4 separate regions of the Mus musculus genome follow, and regions 2, 3 and 4 are each linked to region 1. Evidence: chromatin loops called from intact Hi-C (ENCODE). Cell type or tissue: heart. All regions are shown on one strand. Each heading gives the region's core, and the rest is flanking DNA. Links, peaks and the distances in the headings are about the cores only. Region 1 holds the start of Pdxp (pyridoxal (pyridoxine, vitamin B6) phosphatase). Region 2 holds the start of Eif3l (eukaryotic translation initiation factor 3, subunit L). Region 3 holds the start of H1f0 (H1.0 linker histone). Region 4 overlaps Gcat (glycine C-acetyltransferase (2-amino-3-ketobutyrate-coenzyme A ligase)).

Region 1 (7,379 bases), core at 939-5,938:
TCTGACTGGTGCTCTGGGGTTCCAGGATATGCAAGGCATTCTTTAAGCTCCTACTTGCTCCACTAAAGGCCCACTCTGAGACATAGGCCGGCAGTGCCAGCAGCTCTTCCCAGAGGCCTGGTCAGGCCAGGAACGGGCTGGAGTTCCCTAGATCTCTGATTGGCCAACAATCTCTAGGGACAGAGCACTAGAGATCCCAGAGAGTGGGAGGAACTTAAAAGGTTGGAAAAAAAAAAATCTTCATTTGGCTTCGGGGCCCAAGGAAGGGAGGTGACAGGGCAGGAAATAAGGCCACCTGGTGGGGTCAGGCCAGGGTGAACCTTCAAGATGTGGGGGGACAGCTTCTGAAGAGCAGAGTGTCCAGCCACGGCTAGGAGGGGGGTGTGAAAGCCCACAAACCTTCCTGGATCCCAGCCTCCCTTCACTGGGGTACAGACACCCACTCCAGAAAGCTCATGGTCCCGAATGTGACTCATGGCCCGTCGCCTCCATCTGTGGGATCAGGGAACAACAGGGGAGGTGGGCTCAGTCCTCCAGCCCCTCCATCAAGTCCGCAATGCTCTCCACATAGTAGTGAGGCACAAGGTCACGCTGGCCAGCCGTCAGGTAGGCCTGGGCTTCTTCGAGGCTGGAGACGCCCGTGAGCGTGAGCACGGTGGTCATGCCGCAGCGGTGGCCAAAGAGTATGTCGGTCTCCAGGCGGTCCCCCACCATCAGCGTGCGGGCGGGGTCCACGCTGAAGTCTTCTGTGATGCACTGGAACATGTAAGGGCTGGGCTTGCCCACCACCAGGGCCTGGCGTCCCGAGGCTGTCTCCACCGCGGCAGCCAGGCTTCCAGTACCTGTGGAGAGGGGAATACTAGGTCAGCAAGAGGGCGGCAGCTGGGCCAGACCTAAAGGCTGGGCACTGCCTGTCCCAGACAACTGAATTCAGAATCACTGGTGCTCTGGGCACACTCTCTGCCTTAGTTTCTCAATCTGACATGAAGCTGGCAATGGCCCTCACCTCCTGTGTGTACATAAGCCCTCCAGCCTCTCTGACTTTCTCTCTCTACTGTGGTAAGACGGGATCGTCCTGGAAGGGACACTGTGAGACTCGCTGGGAAGGGCACTTAGCAGTGGTGGTCAGTGCTCCAAGAAGCCATGCTTGTGGCATGGGAAAACTGGCACAGCCCGCTGCCTGGAATGCAGCAGGGCACAGAAATGTCCACACCTCTGACCTAGTCAGCCTTGCAGGGGAAAATGATCCCCCAGAGAAAACTCCAGACAGACAAAAAGCTACACCCTCAAAGATGTCGGCGGCCACAGTAAGCGCAGGACGTAAGGAGAGCTGGGGAAGAAGCCAGGGAGTCTAACAACAAGAGGCCTGTTAAGGTGCTGTCTCCCAGCCAGCACCGATCTCCTGGCACAATGCGTCTCCTATTCCTGCCCACTGGCGTGACCGCGTGCCAGTGCATTCTGCCTTTACACCAACACCCACAACTAAACGAAGAGAAGCGGCACCATTTACGCAAGTGTACTAAGAAGCCCATTTCACAGATGAGAAAGCTGAGGCCCTGTGACATTAAGAAATCTGCCCAGAGCCGGGCAGTGGTGGCGCACGCCTTTAATCCCAGCACTTGGGAAGCAGAGGCAGGTAGATTTCTGAGTTCGAGGCCAGCCTGGTCTACAAAGTGAGTTCCAGGACAGCCAGGGCTGCACAGAGAAACCCTGTCTCAAAAAAACCTAAAACAAAACAAAAAAAAAAATCTTCCGAGAGCTGAGCTTCCTTGGCGTGTTGGTTTGAATGTGTTTATCCACATAGTCTTGATCACTTGAATATATGGTCCTCAGTTGGTGGTGGTGGTTTGGACAGTGTAAGAGACTTCGCTCTGCCAGAGGAAGTGCACTAGTAGAGACAAGCTTTGAAGTTTCAAAGCTTCCCACCATCCCCAGGGTTTGCTCTCAGCTTCCTGCTGGTCGTTCACAATTCGAGCTTCCAACTTGCTGTCCCAGCCACCGAGGCCACCACTTCTGTTCCCCGCCACTGAGTCCTCTCCCTCTGGAACCATAAGCTCCCAGTAAACCCTTCTTTCTGTAAGCTGCCCTGGTCATGGTGCTTTATCACAGAGAAGGAACTAACATTGAGAGCGGCATAAAGACCCACACCAAGGAGGCTCAGTGAGAGGCCTCCCCGGGCTACACAGTGAGATCCTGTCTCGAAATGACCACCACCACCACCACTAATGAATTATTCACAAGTACCATGCTCCGAAAACTCGCCACGCCCACTAAGTTTGCTGCGTTCTTGAGGTGGCTGTGGCAATTCCATACCAATGTTTCCCAGGCTGCTGGCAGCACTCCAGCCACCAAACACCATCTGGGGATACAAGACAAGGCCTTCCCTCTCCATGGACATTTCTTACTATAACCCAGCCTGACCCAAACACTCTGTGCCTCCTCTTTCCACTCTCATAGGTACATCACTGGGCTACAGCAGCAGAGCAGGCAGGGCCGGCAGGGAGGAGTTGCTCCATCCACCAGGACACAGGCAGAGAATCCGAGCCTCATCCTGGGAGGTGGCAGTGAACCTTTAATCCCAGCAGGGGGTGGGGGGAGGCTGAGACCCTGCCTCAAAAACACAAAAGTAAACAAAAGGATTGTCCCCCCCAGCTCTTCAGTCTGTTCATTTCCCAGCTCCCTGGGTGGGCAGAGCTGGTTCCTCTTGGCCCCATGCCTCCTGCCAGTCCAGCTACGTGCCTAACAGTCAACATGATCCCAGTAGGGGAGCCCATGAATGTAACACCTAACTCAAGGCTGCTGTGTGTCATGGCATATTCCTGCAGGGTGGCCCCGTCTACCTGCCAGCTCAAGTGGCCGCCCTGTGACAAACAAGCACAGTTTCACAGGCCTGTGATGACCGGGAGGTGGGCATGTGTGTGTGTGTGTGTGTCTCCACGTTATTTCAGATCCAATACATAATCGAGTCCTTTAATGACTGTTTATCTACCCCCCCCCCCCTGCTCCTGGGCTACTGCGCACAGCTACCAGGCATTTGTTAATCAATGCGAGGAAGCTACATCACTCATCACTCGCAAACGCGGCTGCAAGCCTGTTGTGTAAAGCTCTGTCTCCCCCTCTAGGCAGTAGGAGGAACTGGCAGGTTGAATAGATGGGTAAGCAGACAGGAGAAGCCAGGAGGGTTCCTGCAGAGGTCAGGGGCTAGGTCCTGTCTCTCCCAAGCTCCTCAGACCACCCTTCAAGGGACCCTGGAGAAGCCCTTGCCCCAGAGCTTCAACCCAAGCTTTTTGGGAAATCGGACTCGATAGTAACAAGATGGGGGAAAAAAGGCTGCTACAGCTGTGACCTCTAGATTTGTGGGGAGAAGGTTCATGTATGAGGTGAGGGTAGGTCTCAGGCAGAGCCAGGAAAGGCCCAGACAGTAACTTCCTTTTTCGGCTACACCAGCCTGACGGTATGCCTCCTCCGGGAAGGCTTCCCAGATCCTCTCCACAGGCATCCATTTCACTGCCCCATCTCGAACCCGTGACTCCCTCACTTCCTGCAATACCACCCTGCAGAACCCCTGAATTTGGTATCAAGGACTATGTGAGCCAAAGGCTAGCAGAAGAGAGTGGCAGAGATATGTCCATGTCTCATCTGGAGGAACCAAACCTGTCTATAGCCATTCATCACTATCTGGTAAGTCTCTGATCCCTCCATCTCTTGGGGCTCATGCCAGAGGTCAGCGCTTCTGTTTAGGTACAGGCCTGAACAGCCTGGACTGCTCTTGGATGGGTGGATGGATGGATGGGGGGTCCCCAAAGGCCAAGTCAGGTTCCCCTGCTCTATGCTGTGTGTTCCCTGGCAGCTCACCTCCCTTAAGTACCAATTTCTTTAACTGTGAAATGGGCCAAAACTCTTATTTTTGAACTAATCTGGAAAGGAAATGAAGGCACCATTAAGGAGCTTCAGGAAGCTATTAATAAACTAGAGGGCTGGGTTCAAAAGCCTGGGGATAACCGACATGGTAAAGAACCCCACTGGAAACCAGGTTCCGAGGTTATGTAACTCACAGGGTTAACCAAACAGGGCCAGAACTGGAACTGAGGTCAAGCTCCACTACCTTCCAGTCTCCCCACTGGCCTAAGGTCAAGCTCCACTACCCCCTAGTTTCCCCACTACCCTGATTCTGGATGCGCGGATCCAGCTCTCCACCGGCATCATCCTTCCAGACCGCTTCGACAAACCCTCCTGCAAAGTGGGTGGGGCCAATGACAAAAGCCCAAGAGGCCGGTTCCAAATCTGTATCCCACCTGCAATTCCCTGAGCTACAGTGAGCCTAAGGTGGCTCGTGTGTCAAACTGGTCCTCGGCCACTATCCGACAGGCGGCAGCTGCAGGAATTCCGAAAAGCGCGTCAGGTCCCAGCACACATCCCCGCGCCCAGTCCCGTGCTCACCGGGGGTCCGGCTTCCGTCGCTGAGCGGGTGCCAAGGGTCGCGATCGGTGGCCACGAGCAGGCAGTCGGGGTCGCGCAGGTGCGCGCACGCCTCGGTCAACCTGGAGAAGGAAAACTGCTCGTCGTAGCCTACGAGCACGGCGCGCACGCGCGGGTCCTCGCCGGGGTCCCCCGCCAGGCGCAGCCCCGCGGCGCGCAGCTCAGCGCGCAGCCCCTCGCCTCCCAGCACGAACACTGCGCCCGATGCGTCGGGCGGCCCGGACAGCCGCTGGCGCAGGAGGCGCGCGGCACACAGCGCGGAGCTGAAGAGCTGCTCGGCGCGCAGCCCCGCGAAGCCCAGGCGGGCGAAGCGCAGCGCCAGCTCGGGCCGCGCGCGCCGGCTGTTGTTGCTCACGAACAGCGTGTTCTTGCCGGCCCGCGCCAGCCGCTGCAGCAGCTCAGGGGCGCCCGGCACGATGCGTTCGCCGTTCCACAGCACTCCGTCGCAGTCGAACAGGACTCCCTGCGCCTGGCCCAGCACGTCGCGCAGGGCCGCGCCGCGCAGCCGCTCGCAGCGCGCCATGCAGCCGGCTGGCCGCTCGCACGCGCGCGCTGCGCTCCCTCCGTGGACAAGGGGCAGCTTCACCAATTGGCGCGCAGAACGGGGAGGAGGCGGGGCTACGAACACAGGCTTCAGCCAATAGCGACTAGAATTTAGTCGAAGGTGCTGGCCGATCCCGAAGGAGCTCGGAGAAAGGGGCGGGACCGCGGGCGCCACTAGAAGGAGGCGACCAATGAAGAGACAGCCTGGTCTGCAGCGAATCGCCGTGCGCTTCCCAGCCAATTAAAAACGTAGGCCAGATGGTTGCTAGGAGAAAAACAGAGGCTGAGAGAGATGTTGTCTTCGGGCCACATCTTGTTGCCCTCGGAACCATTGAGGCTCATTAGAAACATGTGGATGTGATGGAGCCAGGGCTCCATCACCCGTGACTTCGCAAGCTGGCCTGGGCTCTTAGACCTGGTCAGTGATCCTTCTGGTCATCTGACTGTGCTGTGGAGTCTCCTGGGGAACTTGTTTTTTTTTTTTGTTGTTGTTGTTGTATAATTTCCGTTTAGTAAGATGTATACTTTATAGTTCGATGGCTTTAGATAAATGATTTTTAAAACACAGGTACAGGTCAGTGGAATGGTTCAGCAGATGATGGCAGTTTGCTGTCAAGGCTGAGGACCCGAGTTCCTTCTTCAGAAACCTCACGGTGGAGAGAACATACTCCTTCCAGTTGTTTTCTGACCTCCACACACACATCCACACAGATGAATGTTAAAACGTTCTAGCCGGGCGATGCGAACACATACATTTAATCCCAGCACTCAGAATCAGAGGTAGGAAGAGCTCTGATTTCCAAGCCAGCCTAGTCTACAGAGCAAGTACTAGGACCAAGGGTATTCAGAGAACCCTGTCTCAAAAAACAAAAAAACAAAACAAAAAAAAAACCCAATAAATAAATAAATAGATAATCAAACACATGGCTGTAAGACAGGAACCCAGAGATCTGATTTCATGTTTTATGTGTGTGGGGGCACTAGGCACTATTTTGATGGCCAGGCCCAATTGGTAACCCATTTTATTGATGGGGTGATCCCAACTGCCTAGGTCTCCATTTTGTAGACGGAAACCTTTTAATCTGTCAAGCCTTTGAATAACCAGTAATTCAAAGTATGGGGACCAGGGATGAACAGGGATCTGTACTGTCACAATATTTTGGTTCTAAGCAGAACTGTAGCTGTCTAACCCAGAGCAACTGAAGGGAAGAGACCGAAGAAAAACCGTGCCTTTGAGGCCCAACTATTTTCTGTTCTTTGTGCCTTTTGTAATGGGTTTCTTAGCCTAGAAGACCATAGACAGCATGCCCCTGCCTCCACTCGGTTACTAAATTGGGCTTCCAGATGCACTGACCCACTTCTGCCAGCCCACTCCCAAAAGACCCTCAGGTGTAGAGCTGAAAGGAGCGTTAGCCTGGGACTACACAGAGCAACTCAGGGAAGGCCATGGATAGCTCAATCCCTGCTCTCGAGAAAACTGTGTGTTTATGTGTGTGTGCGCACACACACGGGCGTGTTGGTCTTCAGAACACAGACTGGGTGGAACTGCTAGACTGTCTCAGAAGAGAAACCCATGATCCTGAGAGGCTGTGCAAACGGGGCCCTGGGTGGGAGGAAGACCTAGGCGAACGCTAATCTCAAACACTTCATCTCAGGCCCAGGCATCGCTGGCCAGTCCCTTCTCATGGCTTCGGAAACTTCACCTGCAGGTGGCACTCTTATCTGGGTGAGAAACTAGCATGTGGGAACCATACTCAAGACAAGCAGCTCCGAGAAACCGCCAAGCACAGGGCTCTTCAAATCAGGAAGGCAACAGATACCCCACTGGTCCCCTTTCCTCCTTATGGGGGGCAGATTCTGTATCCCCAGGAGAGGAAGTTTTCGTTTGGCCAGTTACTCCTGTTTTGTTCAAAATAATTTATTTACGAGCCTTACAAAAATACATTGGCAAGAGAAAAAAAATAAAAGTCCTCTAGGAACAGGCAAGTCTGTTCTTCCTTCTGGTAGCTCCCTTGAGACCCTGCCGGAGAGTGGGGAGTCAGGTGGGAACCCCAAGCTCAAAGTGGAAGAGGAAAAGGTTAGAAATGAGAGGGCTGGCCTGAGCCCTCCTGGCCATAGGGGCCGGCCCAGCAGGCACCCAGGCACTGGACAAGGGCCATCCTGGGAGGACAAGGGAGGGAGGATGGCAGGAGAGAGAAAGGGACAATGAGGACCTGCCAGGTAGGAGGGCCTGCTTACTCTGTCTCTGAAATGAGGCCCCTGGGCCGGGGCTGGGGTGGCAGAGCTGGTGGAGGGGGATGCCCACCCACAGCCTCAGGGCCTCCTCTGTCCTCTGTAGCTACTCCCTGGTCCACCTG
Region 2 (7,379 bases), core at 1,294-6,293, 160 kb before region 1:
GGAAGAAGAACTCCGCGCCTGCTTGGCCGGACCGGAAGTCCCGCCCAGCCCAACCTGCCCGAAAGCCTTTCCGGGGTCGCCGGGGAAGCGAAGTAGCTCTGATTGGAAGGACGGAGTTCCTAAACTATCAGAGTTCCTTCCTCCCTGCAAAACGGGCTTTTCAAAGGACATTATTGTGGAGTATGGTGTGCACGCAGAAGTAGGGGCGGGCAAGCGATAAAGGGGAAGAATGCCTAGACCCTGTTGACTCACATCTGCCATCTCAAGGATGGCGGAGGCAGGAGACTGCAACAAATTCGAGGATAACCAAAGTTAGTTATTTCCAGGCCAATCTGATTATAAAGCGGGGTCTCCAAAACAACAACAACAAAAATAAAGAGAAATCAGAAGAAAACGGTACAGAGACGATGACAAGTGACCTGCTAAGATGTAGCGTTCCTGACCTTAGATTTAGGTGTAAACGGTTTTGCCTGCAGCGAGAAATTTCTCCCCCACACCACCACCACCAAAAAAAAAAAAAAAAAAAAAAAAAAAATCAACCTGAGAACACTCAGGATGACCAAACTGGTGAAGGCCCTTGACACCAAGCCTAACGACCTGAGTTCGATGTGGGAGACCCACATGGTGGAAGGCGAGAACCAATCCCTGAACAGCTGATTTGCCTTACCTTTTGGGCACCTGCATCCTTGTCTCCGGGTCACAACAATCTCTGCTTATTACAGCCAGGTACACAACTCTGGGCTTCGGCACTCATGCTTACCTCTGACCAGACTTTAGTACAAATGACCCCGGTATCACTGCCTGGCTCTCTGTTGAAGACAGGAGTTTGCTGGACGAGTGTTGCTAATCAACGCCCTCTACTCAAAGCGTCCTATTTAGAACTGCCATTCTCCCCCCTGGCTCCTTAAGCCCTAGACTCCTTAAAGTCGTTCCTTTTGTTTGCCTGTCTGGTTGCTTTGGTTTATTTAAGCAAGAAAGAATTAGGGTTTAATAAAGACCTTACTTTTAAGATTATTTATTCCTCTGTATGAGTGAATTATGCACACAGGGCATCAATCCTCTGGAGTTACAGCTGATTTTTCAAAAATCAGCCAGCTGTACCCCTGGCTGTCCTGGAACTCAGTCTGTAGACCAGACTGCCCTTGAACTCAAGAGATCCACCTGCCTCTGCCCCCTGCTTACTGGGATTAAAGGCTTGCATAGCTACCTCCCTGCTCATTTGGTTTTAGACAGGATCTTTCTATTATGTAATTCTGGGTGTCCTAGGGTCTATTATGTAGACCAGGATGACCTCAAACTCAGAGATCCACCTGCCTCTGCCTCCTGAGTGTTGGGATCAGAGGTGTGTACTACCACACCCATACCCCTCACCCCACACCCACACCCCAAGATGTTTTGCCATAGGTTAAGCACTAGCATTAGGGGATAGATGTACTCAGAACAATGTAAGATGCACCTGAGAACAGAGCAATGAGTGTCTCAAACTAGTCATAGAAAGTACATGGGTGGGCTGGTGAGATGGCTCAGTGGGTAAGAGCACCCGACTGCTCTTCCGAAGGTCAGGAGTTCAAATCCCAGCAACCACATGGTGGCTCACAACCATCCGTAACGAGATCTGACTCCCTCTTCTGGAGTGTCTGAGGACAGCTACAGTGTACTTACATATAATAAATAAATAAATAAATAAATCTTTAAAAAAAAAAAAAAAAAAAAAAAAAGAAAGTACATGGGTAAGTAAATATGGATAAGAACATAAATGTGGTTCTTCAAGGGAGGGTTAACTTTGCCACATTTCCTTGTCTCCTCTAGAGTATGACCTGAGGTGACTATGGTCATGAGACTAATGAGGTTTTCTTTTTTTTTTTTTTTTAGATTTATTTATTTATTTTTATGTATATGAGTACACTGTAGTTGTCTCCAGACACACCAGAAGAGGGCATCAGATCCCATTACAGATGGTTGTGAGCCATCCTGTGGCTGCTGGCCTTTGAACTCAGGACCTCTGGAGGAGCAGTCAGTACTCTTAGCCACTGAGCTATCTCTCCAGCCTGAGACTAATGACTAACTTTAGAGCCCCGGGACCATTTCTGAGTGCCCCGAGGGGATGAGGTAAGGTGCTCAGATAGTTTCATGTTTTATAAAACTTGCACAATAATACGTTTGCTACACGTGTTCAAGGAAGCGTTTTCCACTTGGCTTCCCTTTATGCTGTAGTTCCCCTGTGTCTAGTAGCATCTGGAATGCTGCAGAAGGAAAGCCACCTGGGAATGTCTGCATGCAGTGGACTTTCAGTAGGGATTTCAGTTATTGCTGGCATTCCACATACAGGACATGGCAGTAGCCACGTTTAGCAGTGAGTGCTCACAATGTGAATAGATTTGAAGGTAAATTGGGCTATTAGAAAATTAAACTTAGCCTGATTTCTCACCGTGCTTCTAAATGCCAGGAATTTCATACAGTTTCTCAAATATTGACAATGTTTCTCAAAATGTTTAATGACATTTTAAAAAAAAAGAGATGTGAAATTGGAAGAAAAAATGTTTTAAAAAATGTAAGCCAAGGGGGCTGGAGAGATGGCTCAGTAGTTAAGAACACTGACTGCTCTTCCAGTGGTCCTGAGTTCAATTCCCAGCAACCACATGGTGGCTCACAACCACCAGTAATGGAATCGAAGTTTAATACTGAAAAAAAAATTTTTCGATCTAAAGTAGATTCTAGAGGAAGCAATTATATGACCATTTTCAGTTGAAACAAATGTTAAAGTTGGGCCTAAGGTTTCAAGCCTGTAATCCCAGCTACTCAAGTGGCAAGTTCAAGGCCTGACTGGGATATAAACACTTTAAGGTTAGTCTGGTCAAACCTAGTGAAACCTTGTCTTCAAAAGTAAAAAAAAAAAAAAATCTGGGAAAACAGCCCAGGCCTGGAGCACTTTCCTAGCATGTGGGAGATGCTATGGGGGGAAGGGGAGAGAGAAAGGACACAACGTTGATCCAGATCCAGGAACTACAGCATATTCAGTCATCAACCAGGAAAGGAAAGCATGCGTTTCAGAACATCGAGATGTACATTTGCTCCCTGGGTTTTGAGAACTTTGTGTTGCTTTGATTTGATTTGGGACAGGTTCTTATTCTGCAGGCCTGGCTGGCCTGGTTTTTGGCTGTATAGCCTTGTCTGGCTCAAACTTGTGATACTCCCCCTGCCTCAGCTTCTCTAGTGCTAGGATTACAGGTATGGACTTATGGACCAACACACCCAGCTTTAAAGTTTTGTTTTGTTCTGTCTTGTTCTTTGAGATGAGGTTTCACTGGCTCCCAGCTTTCAGTGGTCAGAGCTTCACAAATCCCCAGTGTTCTCTCTGCATGTATGCCTGCAGGCCAGAAGAGGGCACCAGATCTCATTATAGATGGTCATGAGCCACCATGTGGTTGCTCAAAATTGAACTCAGGACCTTTGGAAGAGTGGCTGGCCGGTGCTCCTAACCTCTGAGCCATCTCTTCAGCCCTGGCTTATTTTTTATTCTTCATGCAAACTTCTGTATCACAAACTTGGATCCCCTGCTTATAACTAGCAGGCATATACTTCAGTTACTTATTAAGAAGCCCTTCTTGGGGCTGGTGAGATAGCACAGTGGGTAAGAGCACCCAACTGCTCTTCTGAAGGTCCGAAGTTCAAATCCCAGCAACCACATGGTGGCTCACAACCATCCGTAATGAGATCTGACTCCCTCTTCTGGAGTGAATGAAGACAACTACAGTGTACTTACATATAATAAAAATATATAAATCTTTAAAAAAAAAAAAAAAAAAAAACAGAAGCCCTTCTTAGCTCTTCTAGAAGAAGGCTAGGCTGACTTCATGACAGACTTCAAATTGGCAGTCCAAGAGACAAGGACTAAGAACTGGGCAAGTCCAGGCAAGTCAGTTACTAGAAAAAAAAAACCCAGGCTTCGGGCAGCTAGTCAGAAGCTGCCCTGCCACCTGGCCGGAGGCAAGGACAGTGGGTCAGCAGCAGTTTCCAGACTCCTTCAGCTCCTCAGCAACAGTTTCCAGACCTCAGTTTCCAGCCCCCATGCCCTGGTAATGGAATGGTCTTAAAGATGGAGTAAGATAAAGGTTGCCGACCCCCAGAATCCTCTAAGGTTTAAATCAGGCCTGAGAGCTCACTTGGTTGTCTCTCTATTCTGCTAATAGGAGACCCCAGCATGATGGGCTTCTGCAGAGTAAAACACTCTTTGAGTCCAGGGTATCATTCTTTGGCAAATCATGGATCCTTACACTAGAACACACAATTTAAAAGGACATTTCTTTTATTTTTAATTAAGAATAGGCATGTGTGTTTACATGCATGTTCATTCACACCACATTATATGCAGGCTTATGGAAGCTGGAAGAGGATGCTAGTCAGTGAGCTGGGCTTTCAGGCAGTGGTGAGTTACCCAGGGTCCAGGAACTAACTCATGCCCACTGTTTTAAGTTATAGGAAATGAGCCAATTCAAGACAGATTAGATTATATTAAATGCAGGTTTATAGGGAAGCTACTATTGGACAAGTTAACTGGCCCCAAGGACAAGCCCAGTGAAGTTACCATGGGGAGAGAGAAGGAAGGAAGGAGAGGGAGGGAGGGAGAAGAGAGAGAGGGAGAGAGAGGAGGAGGAACACAGAGAGAGCAAGAGAGAGCAAGAGAGAGAAGACTGAAATGTCTGGATTATATAGGGCCGAGCCTCCAAAGTCTGGATTATATAGGGGTAAGGGCAGTTCAGGGTTGGGGGCAGAGTATTCCAGGTAGGGACTGAGGGATGCTGGGAGAACCTGGAAGCCAGATCTACTTTGACATATAAAATATGCACCTCAGTCCCAGGGTCCCGAAACCAAACACTCACTGCAAGAGGACCAAGTACCCGTAATGTTATGTTTTATAACATGGTAGAATTGTGGCACAACACGGCAGCGGAGGGAATACCTTGGTGGGCCCATGCCAAGGTATCCTCCTGAGGAATCACACCATGGGACAGACCTATTTATTATGGAGAGAAGGGAGGGAGGGGAGCAGGGACCTGGAAAGGGGTAGACATGGAAACACACACACACACACACAGAGAGAAGAGAGAGAGAGAGAGAGAGAGAGAGAGAGAGAGAGAGAGAGAAGAGAGAGTGGGGTAGTGAACAGTCGTCTTATAAGTTGTCACACCTGGCTAACACTTGGCAGCAGGCAATGTCAGCTGTTGCTAGGTCACTGTCCCTAGGTTCCTGGGAGAAGCCTTGTGGAAGTGTCTGTAAGCCAATGTTGAACCAATGAGCCATCTCTCTAGCACCCAAGAGCTTACATAACCTAAGAGAATCCTAAAAGCCCTGAAAGGTCCTTCCTCACTGGCTACTCGTTCTCATTTCCCTTTGTGCTGGCTTGCTTCTTTTCTCTCCAGTCACAGATTCCATGGCTTAATCGCTAACTCCCCTCTCTCTGTCCACCTATCTAACTCCCCAGTAGCTTACCTAGCCCAGGAGGCTTAGGGACCACAAATATGCTGTACACTTTCCATTTCTGCCTCCATCCCAGACCCCACTATTGAGGCTGGGTCATGGGTTATGTAATTGGGTATCTAAAAGGCACCTCAAAATTAGCATGCACAGGGTTTGAGCTGTAGCTTAGTGGCAAAGGGCTTCATAGCAGGTGTAAGGCGGTGGGTTTGATCCCTAACATCCATCAAAATGACTCATGCCTTCAATCCTAGGAACACCCAGAGGAAGAGGAGATGGCTCTCTGAGTTCAGGCCAGCCTGGTCTACAGAGTGAGTTCCAGAACAGGCAGGATTAAACAACAACAATTCCAAACTGACCTGTGACTTTCAGATTCAACCCCATTTTGACTGCAGTTTCCCCTTCTCATTTAAGGAGAACTTTAGTGTTTTGATTGCTTGTGGGGATCCCTGCGCAAATGCTACTGCCAGCAGGGAAGTGGAAGGAGAAAGTCAGGAAAGGAAACCTGGCTCACCACGACTTAGTGAGCTGGTGTTTGTTCAAACTTCTGGGTTTTTGGTTTTTTTTTTTTCTTTTTCTTTTTCTTCTTTTTTTTTTTTTTTTTTTTTCCTTTTCTTTTTCCGAGACAGGGTTTCTCTGTGTAGCCCTGGCTGTCCTGGAACTCACTTTGTAGACCAGGCTGGCCTCGAACTCAGAAATCCGCCTGCCTCTGCCTCCCAAGTGCTGGGATTAAAGGCGTGCGCCACCACGCCCGGCTATTATAGACATATTTAAGTACAATATAATTTTGGAAAAGAATCTTCCTGTTAATAAAGCTTAGCATGATTAGACCAGAACTCTTTTGCAAAGTACACGTGACCTCTACCATGAGCATGAGTTCCACAGTTTAGAAGCCTAGGATGTGGTGTGGTCTCTGACCAAGGTCTTATAGAGGTCACCAGGCTATAGGGTGCGTGTAAAATCTCCCCTACGGATGGGTTCTATTGATAAAGAAACAAAGCTAAAAGTCTAGGGCAGGAGAGTCTGGGGGAGTCCAGTGAGGCCTGGCCTTCCAGAGAGCAAAGTTCACTAGGTTATTAACCTTATCTCTCCCCAGCCTTCTGGGTGGAAAACAGGTATGCACAGCCCCTGAAGAGAGAAGGCTGTGTGCTCAACACTCCTGGTTTCACCAGTGCTTATCTGTGAGCACAAGGACACTGTGCCCTCCACAGTCACTCATCTCAAAACCTCTGTCACCATCCTTCCCTTCTCTCCCTCCTCTCATCTGCCATATTCAATGCATCTGAAAATCTTGCGGGCTCTACTCCCAAAAACAGTCCTATAAGCTAGAATCTAGCCACCTTGTTTCCATCATTCTTGTCCCAGCTCCCATCTATACTGTCATAGCTTCTTCCACTCTCTGGCTTCCATTTAAGCCCATTTTTGTACAATTGCATTTGAGTGGAGACTAGGTGCATTGATTGACGGCACATACTCAGCTTAGAAAGGCTACATTGGTGAGCAGATGAAAGCCCTTACGGACCATGCAATCTTTCATCACAGGGCGTTTGATTTTGCAGGGCTCCTTCGCAAATGGAAAAGTAGGACTTCAAAGGCAAAAGAAGCGAGCAGCCCTGAGCTCCTGCAATAGAGGATCTCGTAGCTAAGGGGCTGCCTTCTTCTCTTGATCTGTTGCCTGGGGTTTGAGGTAGGAAATTCTCTGCTTTGGGTTATTAGTCATGCCCCAGCCTGTCATGGTTTTTCAGATGGATGGATTTGAAGCTTCCCGTAGGCAAAGTTTTAGCTACTTTATGGGTTACCTTTTTCTACTTCAACTTTATCCCTTCCAACCCCCAGCAGTAGATAGGAGAGACAGACTAGAGTGGAAAAGGTGAGTCAATATTACTAACTAGACTACTTCCTGC
Region 3 (7,379 bases), core at 759-5,758, 110 kb before region 1:
GGCTACACAGAAAAACCCTGACTCAAAAAAGAAAGGAAGGAAGAAAGAAAGACAGGAAGGAAGGAAGGAAGGGAGAGAGAGAGAGACAGAAAGAAAGAAAGAAAGAAAGAAAGAAAGAAAGAAAGAAAGAAAGAAAGAAAGAAAGGAAGAAAGAAAGAAAGAGAGAGAGAAGAGATGAAAAGGAAGAAGAAATGCAAGGAAGGAAAACCAGACTTGGTGATGCACCCTGTCCTGGCTAGTTTTGTGTCAACTTGACACAGCTGGAGTTATCACAGAGAAAGGAGCTTCAGTTGAGGAAATGCCTCCATGAGATCCAACTGTAAGGCATTTTCTCAATTAGTGATCAAGGGGGAAAGGCCCCTTGTGGGTGGGACCATCTCTGGGCTGGTAGTCTTGGTTCTATAAGAGAGCAGGCTAAGTAAGCCAGGGGAAGCAAGCCAGTAAAGAATATCCCTCCATCGCCTCTGCATCAGCTCCTGCTTCCTGACCTGCTTGAGTTCCAGTCCTGACTTCCTTGGTGATGAACAGCAGTATGGAAGTGTAAGCTGAATAAACCCTTTCCTCCCCAACTTGCTTCTTGGTCATGATGTTTGTGCAGGAATAGGAATAGAAACCCTGACTAAGACACACCCCTTTAATCCCAGCACACAGGAGACAGAGGCAGGTGGATCTCTGGACAGAGTAAACGGGGGGGGGGGGGGGGGGGAGAAGGAGGAGGAAGAAGAAGAAAAAAAAGAATAGGAAGAACCTGCAAAGACCATACGCTAGGTCCTGGGACAGGGCCAGAGGAAGTCTACTTGGATTTGTCCTTGAGAGGCAACAGCTGCACAAAAGATCCCATTCTAGGGAGAGGCCAGGCTTTGAATCCACTGCCACAGTACATGGATTATACATGTACACAGGAGGATTATAAGAGGTTTGTCCCTCTCTGCTTTGTACCTTGAAGGATGAGAAGTTTAAACCCTGGCTTTGAATGACATTCCATCTAAGGGGATCCCAGACCTTCCTCACATTTCTGCAGCCTCAGGACTATGATCATCTCGGTTTTCCTTTTCTTGATTGTCAAAGGGGCCTGGGTCCTCCAGTTCCAATGACCATACATCTGCTGCCATAGCACTGCATCTCCAGAGGGGTGTCCCAGAGACCTCAGCTATCCATGGCTTAAAAAGCTAATAAGGTGGGGCTGGAGAGATGGCTCATCGGTTAAGAGCACTGAGTGCTCTTCCAGAGGACCGGGGTTTAATTCCCAGCACGTACACGACAGCTCACAAATGTCTTTAACTCCAATATCTGACACCCTCACAAAGACATACATGTAGACAAACACACCAATGCACATAAAGTAAAAGTAAACACATAGCCTACGAACTTGATTCTCCCAATGTCTCATCATTTGTGTGTGGTGTGAGTGCTGGGAATTGAACCCACAGCCTCATGTGAGCTGGGTAAGCGCTCTGCCACTGAGCCACATCCCCAACCTACTGATTATATATCTCTCTGAAATCACTCCGGGAGAGCTGTTTGGTCCGGCTGAAGGTATTGTTAGAAGACAAGAGGTTCATTTTATGGTTCTCTTTAGGGAAAGACAGGTACAGGCATGAGAACTTCTGCAGCCTTAGTCCCCTTACTTGCTTAAGACTTTAGCCTCATGGCTGGTGAGATGGCTCAGTGGGTAAGAGCACCCGACTGCTCTTCCGAAGGTCCAGAGTTCAAATCCCAGCAACCACATGGTGGCTCACAACCATCTGTAACAAAATCTGACTCCCTCTTCTGGAGTGTCTGAAGACAGCTACAGTGTATTTACATATAATAATAAATAAATCTTAAAAAAAAAAAGACTTTAGCCTCTTGGGAGGAAGCTGGTCTTCCACTCCAATATCCTGGGACACTGGAGCTGACCAGTGAAGGGTCTGGGGAAATCTACTTGTATTTCACCTTCTTCCTTTCTTATTTATTTATGTTTTTTGAGACAGGGTTTCTCTGTATAGACCTGAATGCTGGGATAACAGCATATTTCCTTTCCCTAAAAATTGGTCTCTCAAACCAGGCTTGGTGCTGTATGTCTTTGATCTCAGCAATTTGGATGCTGAGATCAATTTGGAGGCTGAGGCTAGCCTGGTCTACAGAGCAGGTTCCAGGACAGCCAGGACTACACAGAGAAACCCTGTCTCAAAAAACCAAGGGGGGGGGGGGGAATGGTCCCTCTTGCATACAGATGCCATCATGAGTAAAGGTGCAGCAACTGGAGCCCTTCACACACATCTGCTCAAGGAAAGTTTTGTTCCAGTCACTCCTCCTGGAAACTAGGTGTAGGGAGCTGAGGCAGCTGGATATCGCTCTCTTTTTCTCATAGGGTGGGGTCTCAGTGCAGCCTAGCTCTCTCACCCAAAAGGTGCTGACGGATTAAAATCACCTCCCTCCTTTGAAACAGGTTTAAACAGGTGGAGTTAACACAAGGAGGCCATAGTGTGCCCCAGACAGACCAGCAGCTAAGAGTGCACGTGCCTCTCCCACACCCACCCTAGGGCCTCCATTCACATGCAAGCCTTGGAAGGGCTCTTGGCCTCCTGACCAGGTACGAGGACTCTCAGGAGGGGAAGTTACCTCCCGAGATGCCGTCCACGCGGATGCTCGGTCCCTGGCGGGACGTGATCACACGCTCACTCTTCCAGGTGCCGGCTCCGCGGATCCCTTCCAGTTCGCTGTCCAGGATGCAGCGCAACTGAGCCAGCGCTGAATGTGCGCGGCGGCCAGGGGACAGCGCCCCGTGCCACATGAAGCTGGCCCACATCGCGCCCACAGGCTAAAGTGCGCTGGCCAGCCTGAAGTCTAGTGCTCCCCGTCACGTGACGTGGGCAGGGCCCCGGCAGCAAATCAGAACAACAGGAGCTCACTTTAAAAGGATGGGAGACTCCACCCGCGGGCGGAGCCTGACAGCGTCGGCCCGCCAAGAAAGGATTGATTTGTAAGTCGACACCCGGGAGGTCCGCGATGGGGAAGCTGAGTAGGCGGAGAAAGCGACTTCAACGCCTCTCCTCCCGAGACCTTGCCTACACACCTACCTCTCCCGAAGACCCACCTACGTGCCCAGCTGACCCTCCTGTTGGAGCGTCCCTGTCACTCCAAAGCTTTGCTATTCTCTGGCGCGAACGTGGCGTCCCCACATTGCCCGTCAGATCGCTCCTCTCTCCTCCAGTTAAAGAAAAACGCACCACTCAGATTTTTTCCTTTCCAGTTTTATTTTAAAGTTTTAAAATTACAACCACAGTAATTTCTCCCGGGCACTAGTTACACTTGTTTAAAAAGGGGTGGGGTAGGGTGCGCGAGTTTCTAATTTTATTAAAATAAGAGAAAGACAACTGTACAGATTTTTTTCTCCCAGCTCCCGAAGTGAGACTAAGTCCTAGTCTTAGATATGGATATATACATATACACACATGCACACAATCCTGCCTCTCTAAAGCTACCTAGCAAATTCGAATCAACTGGAGTATGTCTTACAGTCCACTCCCTGCCTCTCCCCCTCCTCCGCTACTTAGAAAAAAAACTCAAAGAGTAAAAGAGGTTGGAGGGTTTTAAGTGGCAGCTGGTAGACCTGAAGCGGCACCAAGCAAAGCCACATCTTACACAGGAAAGGGAAGAAAGGAAACGTACAAAGTCCTGCTAGGACGCAATCCATCAATCGTGTGGAAAAAACCCAAGTTTCCATAGGCACACTGAGGCACTTGGCTGATTACCCACCCCTCCCCCTAAGTCCACTCGCATTTAACCAGAGACTACTGAAAAAGACCCCTCCTTCCCAATGGCTAGATCCTGGTTGTGAGAAGCTATGGCTTCTCTAACCAGCTGTCACTTGGACCCCTTTGCCCCTTTAGACAATGGGGAGGCACTAGGGCAGAAGAGAAAAAGCAACCAGGTCTCCAACTTACCACCGTTGGTAGGGCAGCCCCAGGGAATTTTCCCTCCCTCCTTGGCCAGCTAGGTGGGGTGTCACCTGCTCCCCATCAAAGGTTTTGAAAAGCTCACGAGGGACAAGCAGTCTAAGAAAGTCTTGGAAGACAAACCTTAGTTCCTGGGTCCCCTCACCTAGCCAGAACTTTGCCAGTTCCTTCATAGTAAACAAACCACCGACTGAAACACACATCCTCCCCCCTCCCATCCCTAACCCCGTAAGAAGGTTAATATCAAATCAAGAAAAAAGTACGTCTCCATCATTACAAAGATGAGGTCTGTTTGCTGTCCTTGCACAATAGGTTAAGGAAAAAGGAGTCATTCCACAATGTCTGTATGAGGGATCCAAACTCTGTCCTCTTTAATAAAGTCAGAATAGAATGGGCAAAGGGTTGCAGATGGAATCAAGTGAGGAAATGTATTTACAGAAAACAGGAGGGAGGAAGGAGTGTCCCCAAGCAAAGTCTTCACTTCTTCTTGCTGGCCCTCTTGGCACTCGACTTGGCTTTGGGCTTCACGGTTTTGGCCTTCTTGGGTTTGGAGGCCTTGACTGGTTTGACTTTGACAACCTTGGGCTTTTTGGCTTTCTTGGGCGTGGCAGCCGGCTTCTTCTTGGCCTTCTTGACAGGGGTGGCTTTGGGTTTCTTGCTTGGGGCTTTGGAGGCAGCCTTCTTGGGCTTGGCTGCCTTCTTTGGAGTGGCCACTTTCTTGACTTCCTTCTTGGTCTTCTTGAAAGCCACCGACCTTTTGGGCTCATCGCCCTTGGCCAGCCTGAAGGACCCCGAGGCGCCCACCCCTTTGGTTTGCTTGAGAACACCGGTGGTCACTAGGCGCTTGATGGACAACTTGATCTGGGAGTCGGCGTTCTCACCCACCTTGTAGTGGCTCTTGATATACTTTTGGATGGACTGGCGCGAGGAGCCGGCACGGTTCTTCTCTGCCTGGATAGCAGCCACGATCATGTCTGAATACTTGGGGTGGTCCGTGGACTTCTTGGAAGCCTTGGCCCGTTTGGGCTTCGCCGCCGGGGCGGAGGTGGAGTTCTCGGTCATGGTGGCCGGCCTGCTCCCACTGTTCAAGGAGCCTTCCGATGGGCCAGCCCTCGCCGGAGGCTGTGCAGAACCTGACTCGCGATCTGCTCTCCCGCTCCACTAGCAGGCCAGACGCAAGTGCGGCTGCCGGGGACGCGGGCTACGCGTGGCTCCTGTCCTCCCGGCGCGGGTCGCGAGCTGCTCTGCGCTCCCAGCCCCCACCGTTCGGTCGCTCGCCCGGCGCCTGGCGCTGCCTCCGCCTCCACAGCCTCCCTTTTCCCAGCTCTGCGTCTGGCGCTCGGGCGGCGCATCCGGGTATTTAGCGGCGGCGGGCGGACCGCGGTGAGGACTGGGCTGCTGGCTGCCTGCTCCCGGCCCGGAATGGCGCCGCGCTGCCGCCATCTGTGTTTCTTCCGCCGAGCAAACTCGACCTTTCCCGGCGGCCCGGGCCTTCCCGCTGCCCGCCGTCTCTCGAGGTCTCTGCCCGGCTCCCTAGGCTTCCCTTCTGGGGACCCTGGCGCCCCGGCCGCCGCCCCCCGCGCCCGCCACGAGCCTCAAACGGCGCCGAGGAGCGCTGGGGCGCCGGCACATTTCCCCTTTGCGGGGGGCTGGCTCTGCGGAGCCGGGGAGCCCCGGGGCTTGAGACCCCCCGTCGGAAAGCTCCCCCCTGGGACTACCAGGAGCCCCACTCCCGGATGCCTGCGGGGTCCCCCAACCTGGCGGAGCGGCTCAGAAGCGGCCCCAACTAACACACGCGGCCCTGAGCTGGGCGACTCCCAGCCGGGCCGAGTCGGGACAAGGGGGGAGGGGTCGCCTCCCCAGGGTCCGGTCACCTCTCGGGGGTCACCCGACCACAGCTCCTCTGACACCCCTACCCCCTCTCTGCCTGCGAGGCCCTCAAGGAAACTTTCCCTGAAAGAGTTGGAAGGGCACTTTCAAACTTTGTCCCTTCCCCCTCTTGAGTCGCCTTCTCCCCTCGATGCACCCCCGGACCTCGGCGAGTTGATTGCTCTCTGAGCCCGAGCCCCCCAAAGCTTCCTGGGACCCCTGGAAGATGCGGACAAGCCTCCCGGGCGGCCTGCTCTCCTCAAAGACCCCCCACATCTCCCATGTATCTGAGTATGAGTTCATTTACATGCCTGCCTTGTTAGCTAGGGAGTTTTGGGGATGTAAGAAGCAGGACCACCACCCCCCAGGCCCACCCTAGGGGTGAAGGTCCCCTCTCCCACTGGCCTCTTCAAGGTGGGGTGTGGCTTGATGTGTGTGCAGTCTCTATCATAGGTGCTGTCCAATGGCTCTGATCAGACATCCTGGGGACCCTTAGGATGCGCAGAGGCTCCTTGTGCTTTTAGAGACTTGGAAAAATGGGGCGCAGCGGGAGAAGCCGAGGAGAGAGTTCTCCTTTCCCTGGTCGTGACTTAGGTGTAGGAGGTTTGCAGTCCACCAGGGAGCCGTGGTCCCGACCACCGCCATTTTGCTGGGAAGATGCCATGTCTTTGTTAAAATGTATCCATCTTTCCCGCCCTGCTTGGCAAAAATCCACCAAGTGAGCAAGGGGCGCCACCATCTGTAGTCCGACCTGGGGCTGTTGGGAGTCCTAGGCTCCGAGAGAGTTTAGAGGCTCCGAGATTTGCCGAAGAGACCCCCAGAGAGCCCAGAACCTCTTGTCTGCTGCAGACATCCTACTCACAATGTTAGGACCTCTTGGCAGCGGCTCCGTAGGGTTCTGGTGGTATTGCCTACCTGAGCTGGATCCCCGGACCCTGGTGTTTTTATTCCCTAGCAAAAAGGCACGAAAGTGTTTAATTAAACATTAACCTGGGAGTGGGGAATTGTAGCTGATCAAGATGAACTAACCTCTGCTAAGGCCTGGGGCTGTTTGTCACACCAGAAGGAGCAGCTTAGATGAGGGAGCTTTGAATTTGGGGGAGATGTGGGGAAAGGGTTACTGGGCTTGGGAGTCCCTGAGACCAGGCACACACACACACTATAGGTTAATCCAAATGATTGGAGGGGAAGGCCAGGTGCCTTCATTACTAGCTTATCTGGGTGAAGGGATTGCTGTTTGAGGCCAGGTTAGTTCAAAGGTCGAGGTTTTTAACTCTGGTGCTTTCAGTGACCCTGAAGTTTCCTAATTTGAAAACACATTCTAGTAGGTTTGTTTGGGATATTTTGAAAACAGATTCTCCTGGTTTCCACAAAGATTTTATGGAGAAGGTACCCAAATGCACCTCTGAGATACTACTGTACAATGCCCTCCCCCGCGAATACAAATGAAACGGATCACAGGATGTTGAAATTTCTTTTTCTCATAGTCCGTTACAGTTTGCAAGGAGCTCTACAGCAGTTCGATTCTTTGGCAGGGAGGGTATGAATTATGATCAGGACCCACATTTA
Region 4 (7,379 bases), core at 1,429-6,428, 120 kb before region 1:
ACACTGGAGGCCGGAAGGGCAGGTGCCACTAAGGCCTTCCTTTCCTCCCACCAAAGTCTGGTCCCTAGTTATATTCCGCTAGCTAATAAGAATCTGTCCAGGTCCCTCTCTGGCCTGACCCAGGTACAGCTCACCTATCCACTGAGACGGCCGCCAGGGTGAAGCTGCTGGCATACATGGTGAGGTAGATGAGCAGATGTACCGTCTTGCACACGAAAGCCCCAAAGAGCCAGGCATCCAGTGTGTAGATGGCCGCCTGGAAGGGCACGCAGCACAGGATGAAGCAAAGGTCGGCCACCGCCAAGTTGAGGATGAAGAGATCCGTGGTACTGCCCGGTTCCTGCCAGGCACTTGGGCCAGGCTGCAGAAGCACGGCCAACACCAGCCCATTACCCACCATGCCCAACAGGAAGATGAGGGCAAAGACCACCGGCACTGCCACAGCCCCTACGCTCCCTGGGCTGTCCAGCGAAATGTTCTGGATGTCAGCCATTTTCCTAGCAAACGAGGAAGAGAAAACGGGTCTTCAGACAGGAGGCCAGGTCTCAAGGCACTTGACCCAGGAATCTGGTTCTTTCAGCCTGGATCTGACCAGGTATCTGGGCTAGAAGTTCATGAAGGACAGAAGAGGGTAGAACAAAGCCAAAGTCAGCATGTGAGACAGTCACATTGGTTGTGTGTGTCACACACACACACACACACACACACACACACACACACACACGCTGATCCTTGGTTTCCTAGGGAACACCTCTTTAACCCAGAACCTGGAAGGCTGTTTGGGTTATTCTAGATTTATAAGGCACATGAAGACACAGGCAGAATAAGAAGATGCCGAGGCCGCTGAGAGGCAACACAAACTGGCTATATTTTCTTTTTCAACCACATTGGACGCTCAGGGGAGACCTTTGAATTTAGGGGCATTTTTGTGGCAACAGGCGGCACCGGTAACACCCCTGAGTCAATGAAGAGTCCTTCCTCATGAGAGCACTACAGCAGCAGAGCTAGGAAGACCACAGAAGTCACCGCCTCCGCTCTGCACGTAGGGAAACTGAGGCCTAGAGAGGTGACACAAGTGGCTAATATCACAACCTGAGTGACAGCTCTGGGGCTGCTGGGATCCTGACTCCTAGGCTGGAATGCGCATCGGAAAAACTGCAACAGGTGCTACCCGACTGTTCACATGTGTCCCCATGCACGTGCCTGTGCGCACATTGCCTGGTGTCAACCCTACCCTGAGCCGCAGTTTACAACCTGTGGGTCCCCTTGTGCTCAGGGACCCAGTGCAGCAGTGAGATGACTTAGGAGCAGGGGTTCAGGAGGCAGGGAGGACAGAAGAAGGGGGACATCTGCCCCTACACAGCACCTACAAGCAGTAAGCCCCCAAGCCCAGGATAGGCGGCACCCACCTCAGCCCTAGGCACTGGGCCCCTGCATGCTTCCTGGTAGAACGGCCAGGCTGGAGCTTCTTGTTTCAGCCCTTGATTGCCTCCATGCAGGTACGCCTCTGCTTCCTATTTCTCTCTCTTCATTTTCAAGGCCCCTCCTCTCCTCTCCCCTGCCCTCAGCTGTCCGCTGAGTTGGATGTTGGGCACTCGCTACTGCTCCGGAGTGGACTGGCCACCTCCTCCTCAGACCCCCGATTTCCCCGGGGTGGCATGCTCTTCAGCGCCGCTCTTCTCTGCCTGTCTGCGTTGTTGCCACCTCATTCTCGCTTTCACGGGCAGTAACCCACTGATCTCCGCTCTAGGAGATTGGCTTCCGTGGTTAACCCTTTCCTGCCCAGGGCTCAGCCCATTCCTGGCACCTCCCACCTCCTGTGGCCTGTGACTCCTCCCCCCTAGTGCCTTAGCTTCCTTGGCTCCAAGTAGAACTCTGATCTAAGCTCAGAAAGGATTTCTATTTTTAAATGGAGTTTCCAAGGCTGGGAAACCAGGACCAAAAGCTCTTTGTTGTGGACTTCAGGTAGGAATCACAAGACCCATTTCATTCCCTAAGCTAGTTTAAGGGGCTTCATCGACTGGAAGCCAGGTCTTGATTTAGCCTGAAAGCCACAGGGAAGCTAGGAAGGTTCCAGAGGGAGAACATGACCTGTGCCTTTCCATCTTGTAAGAAGTTTGTTATGGCTGAGATGAGAAAGGAGAGAGGATTTGCACTTAATTCACCTGAGGGCCTCTTGCCCAGGCACAAACCAGATGTTGCTGAATGGTAGGCATGAGCCCTGGGAGGAGTGGCCTATGGGCTTCCAGGGGTAGAGCAGCTGCCACTTGGGGAGGGAGGGGCACTAGACTTGCCAACCAAGAGACTGGATATTGGACAACCGTATGTATCAAGGGCAGAGAGCTGGGGAGGAGAAGAATCCTTCCAGAACCGGAAGGTGGAGGGCACATCAGAGACGAGTGCCCCATGGAGCTAGGACTGGAAGATCTGGGCAACACTCAAGACCAGTTCCTGTGGGAAGCCCCCCTATGCAGTTACCAGTGCTTGCGGGGCCTCTCTAGTGTCACCAACCCCACTCACAAGAGGCTCACTGGATGGAGCTATTAGGAATCAGACCTAGAAGCCGCAAAGCTGACTTTCACAACCTCTGGCGCCGGTGATCAGAAAGGAGGGCTCTTTAGATCCCTTGTAGGTCTCTAGACTTGATGTGAGATTTTGAAAATCAAGGGCGGCAACGCAGTAGACTTCCAGAAGTGTGAATCCACATATCCATACCTAGAGTCCCAGACGTAGGTGGATTCTATTACCTCTTGGAACACCCCCACTGGCCCGGCCTCTATAACTCTCTCCTTCCCTGCTGGGGTTGGGCTCAAAGTACCCGTGTAGAGGGTTCTGAGAAGCAGCAGGGCTGAGCTGGTACAGTAGTGGAGGAGAGAAGGGAAGGGAGGCAATCAGAGAGCCTGGCTGTGGGGCAGGGAGGACAGACCATCATGGCTGGAGCCTCGGGGTGTCCTTACCACCACCTCCTCCCTTCCCTTAGGGTTGATCCGAAGCTGGTCTTCTGGTCTTCCAATGCCTTTTGGCTTGCCACAGAAGCCCAAAGACTATTGGTATATGCCCACTCTGGATCACATGCTGTGCCTACTGGGCACCTTCTAGGACCCCTTCTGGATGGCAGACGAGTTGCAAGGTGAGAGAACCGATCCTGGATCAGCGGGCTTGCTGAGCCCCACGCTGCATGACAGCATGGAGTTAACACTGAGGCCAACTGGCCTGGGAGGTCATGGTGCAACTGCTACAGGAACCGCCTCCTGACAGACAATGCCTGCAGCAGTGCCTGGGAGCTGCAGGAGGTGGCTCTCCCACTGTGCCGCTGGGTGGCAGTCTAGCGTAGGTGTGGGTGGGCCCCAGGCCTGGTATTCTGGACCTGGCTGGGTATGCCACCCACACCACCTAGTGGCTGCTCTTGGTCCCTGGGCATGAGCTATCAGCCTGCACAGGACACATACATCAAACTGGGGTACCTGGCATCAGGTGCCCGACTTGCTGGGGTAGCCTGCAGGTGTTTCTGCTCTTGATGTTATTGGCTTACAGTTCCATTAGGCTCCTCCCAACAGCGACCTAGCGAAGGCTTGCATCATCACCTGCCACCATAGCCTGCCAGATGTGGCAGGGTATAAGGAGGATGGCTCCCCACCCAGCCCCTCCTTCTCTTTATCCCCCAATTTCTTTTTCTCTGTTTCCATGTGTTCCTAGCCGGCCTCTCTCATTCTGTTCCCCCTTTCTCTGCCTCTATCCCTTTTCCAGGTTTCTGAGGCTCCCTTCCTCCACAATAAACTTTCTTATATCAGGTCTGTTGCGTGCTGTGATTTCTCAGGGGGACACTTTGGCATGGGCCCACCGGGGACTCCCTAACTACCACCACCATCGCTTTGTATTTCAGAACGACGTAGCCACAGCTGCCTCCTGCCAGGCTGCGACCCTTTCAGCACTACCGGGTTGCAAAGGAGGATTCTCGGAACCCCAGCTTTAAGAATCTGCAAGGTTAGGTTGGAGCTTGCTCTGACCGTCCCAAGCTGTTCAGATACTAGGCAAGTGAGCTGGAGGAAGAGGCAGGTGCCTCACTTTCTGTTTTTGGTTTTGCATTGTTGTTTTTTTAATGAAACCGTAAGTCCTACTTGCCTGCCACGTTCTACTTCTAGATAGCTAGGGAGCTACCCAAGGCCACACCCCCACACTGAGCCTACAGCAGCAGTCATAAGCCTGCGGGGCTGAGCCTGCGAGATTCCACCCCTCCTTTCCCACAGTAAAGCAAGGTCAGCAAAATGGGAAGGAGGCCACACCTATGGTAATGGAGCAGCAGGTGTGATGGTTGCCGGTAGGAAGACAGGGTAGAAGGACAGGGCCTTCGTAGCAGCAAACCAGCCCTTCTGGCCTGGCTTGAGGGCTGCCCAACAGCCTGATCCAAGGCCCCCAAGTAGCCAGCGGCGGCAGCGTGAACGCGCTGCGCCCCCTGGCGGCTGAACCATCAGACAGACTATCGGCTTTTGAATCAGAGACAGAAAGGTGTCCCTATGGAACATCAGCTCTCTAAAGTGGGGGGAAACTGGGACCTGCACAGGGGCCTAAGGCCACGGGGTTAAGGACAAAGAGCTCTGGAAAACAAGGATTCGATGTCCTTCAGGGGTGATCTGCTTTCTTCTTTCTGGGGCCTGAACCTCTGCCCTCTCCTAGGGAACACAGGTCTAGGAACAATTCTCATTTGGCAGTTACATTTTATCCTTCTGCTAGGGCACAGGAGACAAGGTGCCCACCCAGCTTAGGCTGCAGAAAGGGTCCACAGGGCTGGTTCTCCACTGCCCTGCACAGCAGCACAGAATGCTTTATGTACGAAACGGTGGCTCCCAGACACAGCATCCCGACTTAGTTTGGGGGAAGATGCACCTCATGCGAGATCCAGCCCCTGCCTGGTTCTTCAGGTAGCCAGAGGTACGCCTACCCAGAATAAAGCAGACTGAAGTGTCATAGCCAAATTCCACATTGTTGTCTCTCTGATGACAAGTACAGGCCCATTTTCAACCAGGCTCTAGAAGTCTGGGTTGAGTCACAGCCTCTGATCTGGGCTGACCAGAGGAGCCCTATGTCAGCGGCAGTGGAGGAACTTTGGCTCTGCAGGTCCCTACCAAGAGCTTAGGGCAGAGCTCCATGCAGCCGCCCCACCTCCACGAAGGCTTCCACACAGCGGTCAATGTCTTCCTCACTGTGTACAGCTGAGATCTGCACCCGGATCCGGGCCTTGCCCTTAGGGACCACAGGGTAGCTAAATCCGATGACAAAGATACCTGGGAAAACAGCAGGGGTACACCAGAGGCAGACAGGCTTTGGGGCTATGACATATAAGGGCCTGCTGTCCCATGGTCCACCCGCAAGAACAAGGGATGCCTAAGCTGACAGGCATGAGACCACCTCATAGCCTGTGGTTTGTTAAGTCTGGATGATGGCTGATCTAAGGAGATGTGGGCAGCAAGGAGCAGGGCGTGGATGTAGGGAGGAGCTACAGTTTACAGGTGTTCTTTTCTCTGAGGACAACTCTGCCCCCAATCCTCTTACCTTTCTTTAACATGTCATCTGCCATTTGAGAAGACAACCGTGCATCTCCCAGCATCACAGGGCAGATGGGGTGATCGGCTCCTGAGACAGTAAAACCAGCAGCTTCCATCTTACTGCGGAACCTGGGGACACAGCTGAGTGTCACAGGGAGCTGAAGGCCATAGAGCCTGAGGAAGAGGCTCAGGGTCTATGCCCACTGGTTAGAGGAAGGAAAAAAAAGATAGACATACAGGCCCAAAGAGCAGGTGAGGCACAAGCAGGGGCTGGAAGGACAAAGGGAGGTGGGGAAGTAGCTGTATCAAGAGAGGGCATTAGAGACTGAAGGAGGATGCTCTGGCAGAGAGGGTGGGAAGGAAAGGAAGCAGACAGGAGGAGGCAGAAAGGTGCGTGGCTACCATCTCTCCCTCTCTCTGATCCAACCCTGTGGGCACCATACCGCCGGGTCTTGGCAGCCATAGACTGGATGATGGCATTGCTCTCCATGAGCAGGTCCAGGGCCTTAGAAGCACAGCCGACTACAGCAGGGGGCAGGCTGTTGGAGAAGAGGTAGGGCCGAGAACGCTGCCGTAGCAGGGACACCAGTGGCTCAGGCCCGGTGGTATATCCCCCTGAAAACAGAAAGAAAAAAAAGTTGAAGAGAGGCCAGGAACCGCCTGAACCCCTATAGTTCATACCGTCCTCCTCTCTGACTCCTGTCCCTACTTTCTCTACAGCGATGAGGCAGGCCCTGCGTGTGGGGAAGGAGAGCCCATAGATAGGATTCTGTAGGCACCTGATGCTCCACCCAGCGCCTTCCCCAGGGTGGAGTTGATGATGGTGACCTGGTCCATGACACCTAGCAGCTCATCTGTGCCCCTGCAAAGAAAGTAACCACTGTTGTCACTGGCCACCGGACTTCCCACCCACCTGCAGAAGCCCCCACCCAGCCCTCAAATGTTCCCACCGTCCTGTGGGCCCAAGAAAGCCAGTGGCATGGCATTCATCCACAAAGACCAGGGCACCATATTGGGCGGCAAGGCGGCAGATGTCCTGTAGGGGAGCGATGTCACCATCCATGGAGAAAGCTCCATCTGTGGCCACCAGGCGCAGCCTGTGCTTCTGTGGGACAGAGAAGGGCAGATGATACGGTGTAGGACCAGAGCACCTGCTCTTTGGCAGCCTTGAGGCCCTGTCCTGGGCCTTGCTCATCTCTGCTAGGCTTAGCCACTTTAGGCCTGTCCCTGAGAAAGGGCTCAGACCTCAAGTGGACAAGCTGGAGTGGGGACAGGTCCTAGACACACCTGCTTAAAAGATGCTTCCTGACCTCAGGTGAAATGGAGCGACAGACAAGTCTTGGGCATAAGGGATGAGGAAGTCAAAATGGCTCCCTCTGCTCTTCCAGCTCTTTGGAAAAGGGGTAATGCTTCCAAGTTTCGTTTCCTCGAGCAGGGAAATGTAGGCCTTTCTCTGGAGCCCCAGGGCCTCACCCCACCTGAGCCTCCTTCAGCTTGGCTTCCAGGTCAGCCATGTCCAGGTGGCGGTAACGGTACTTGTGGGCCTTGCACAGTCGGATGCCGTCAATGATGGAAGCATGGTTCAGCTCATCTGACAGAACCGCATCCTCTGGGGTCAGCAAAGCCTATGGGGAGGAGTTCTTATATAGCCCCCAGAAGTATCCCTTCCCTCATAACTCCCCTCGAGGCAAAACTCTACCTCTACCAGGTGCCTAGGGCCAGATGAAAAAGTACCAGGCTCCTGTCACCCCTGCCTTCCAGTTTACATAGGTTAGCTCTCCCAGATGCCCAACTCCAAGCTGCCCACAGCCTCTACACACCTCAAATAGGCCAGCG

What was found. Peaks named below come from ENCODE experiments on the same cell type or tissue, not always from the same donor. Only the 100,000 strongest peaks of a DNase experiment are listed, where the experiment ranks them.
Region 2: it touches region 1 in a loop (3-fold over the local background); 10 of 42 quality-filtered maps call a loop at or near these places.
Region 3: it touches region 1 in a loop (2.3-fold over the local background); 5 of 42 quality-filtered maps call a loop at or near these places.
Region 4: it touches region 1 in a loop (1.9-fold over the local background); 4 of 42 quality-filtered maps call a loop at or near these places.

What each region holds. Positions count from the first base shown.
Region 1 is chr15:78,911,593-78,918,971 of GRCm38, reverse strand. Pdxp (pyridoxal (pyridoxine, vitamin B6) phosphatase) reads right to left here and starts at 5,053. Exons shown (of 2, transcript NM_020271.3): 1 at 4,441-5,053; 2 at 1-842. The coding sequence starts at 5,002. The coding sequence ends at 526. Gm30368 (a long non-coding RNA gene) reads left to right here. Exons shown (of 6, transcript XR_003951546.1): 5 at 1-3,681; 6 at 6,678-6,768. It overlaps Sh3bp1 (SH3-domain binding protein 1), which reads right to left. Exons shown (of 18, transcript NM_001316684.1): 18 at 6,920-7,379. The coding sequence ends at 7,257. In heart, for the core only: a CTCF peak has its summit at 3,131; DNase peaks (open chromatin) are centred at 3,091, 3,683, 4,461, 5,131 and 1 weaker place; H3K4me3 peaks cover 3,158 bases; H3K27ac peaks cover 1,468 bases.
Region 2 is chr15:79,067,847-79,075,225 of GRCm38, reverse strand. It overlaps Eif3l (eukaryotic translation initiation factor 3, subunit L), which reads right to left and starts at 3. Exons shown (of 13, transcript NM_145139.2): 1 at 1-3. In heart, for the core only: a CTCF peak has its summit at 3,376 (motif pointing right); a DNase peak (open chromatin) is centred at 3,348; H3K27ac peaks cover 15 bases.
Region 3 is chr15:79,026,346-79,033,724 of GRCm38, reverse strand. H1f0 (H1.0 linker histone) reads right to left here and starts at 5,513. Exons shown (of 1, transcript NM_008197.3): 1 at 3,221-5,513. The coding sequence starts at 5,003. The coding sequence ends at 4,419. Gcat (glycine C-acetyltransferase (2-amino-3-ketobutyrate-coenzyme A ligase)) reads right to left here and starts at 2,851. Exons shown (of 9, transcript NM_013847.4): 1 at 2,605-2,851. The coding sequence starts at 2,791. In heart, for the core only: no CTCF peak of the experiment used is centred there; DNase peaks (open chromatin) are centred at 2,914, 5,284 and 5,624; H3K4me3 peaks cover 3,619 bases; H3K27ac peaks cover 3,667 bases.
Region 4 is chr15:79,035,046-79,042,424 of GRCm38, reverse strand. It overlaps Gcat (glycine C-acetyltransferase (2-amino-3-ketobutyrate-coenzyme A ligase)), which reads right to left. Exons shown (of 9, transcript NM_013847.4): 3 at 7,364-7,379; 4 at 7,022-7,168; 5 at 6,494-6,648; 6 at 6,323-6,405; 7 at 5,987-6,158; 8 at 5,551-5,672; 9 at 4,069-5,282. The coding sequence ends at 5,131. Galr3 (galanin receptor 3) reads right to left here and starts at 540. Exons shown (of 2, transcript NM_015738.2): 1 at 135-540. The coding sequence starts at 493. In heart, for the core only: CTCF peaks have their summits at 3,356 and 4,459 (motif pointing left); DNase peaks (open chromatin) are centred at 3,354, 3,894 and 4,434; H3K4me3 peaks cover 825 bases; H3K27me3 peaks cover 2,735 bases.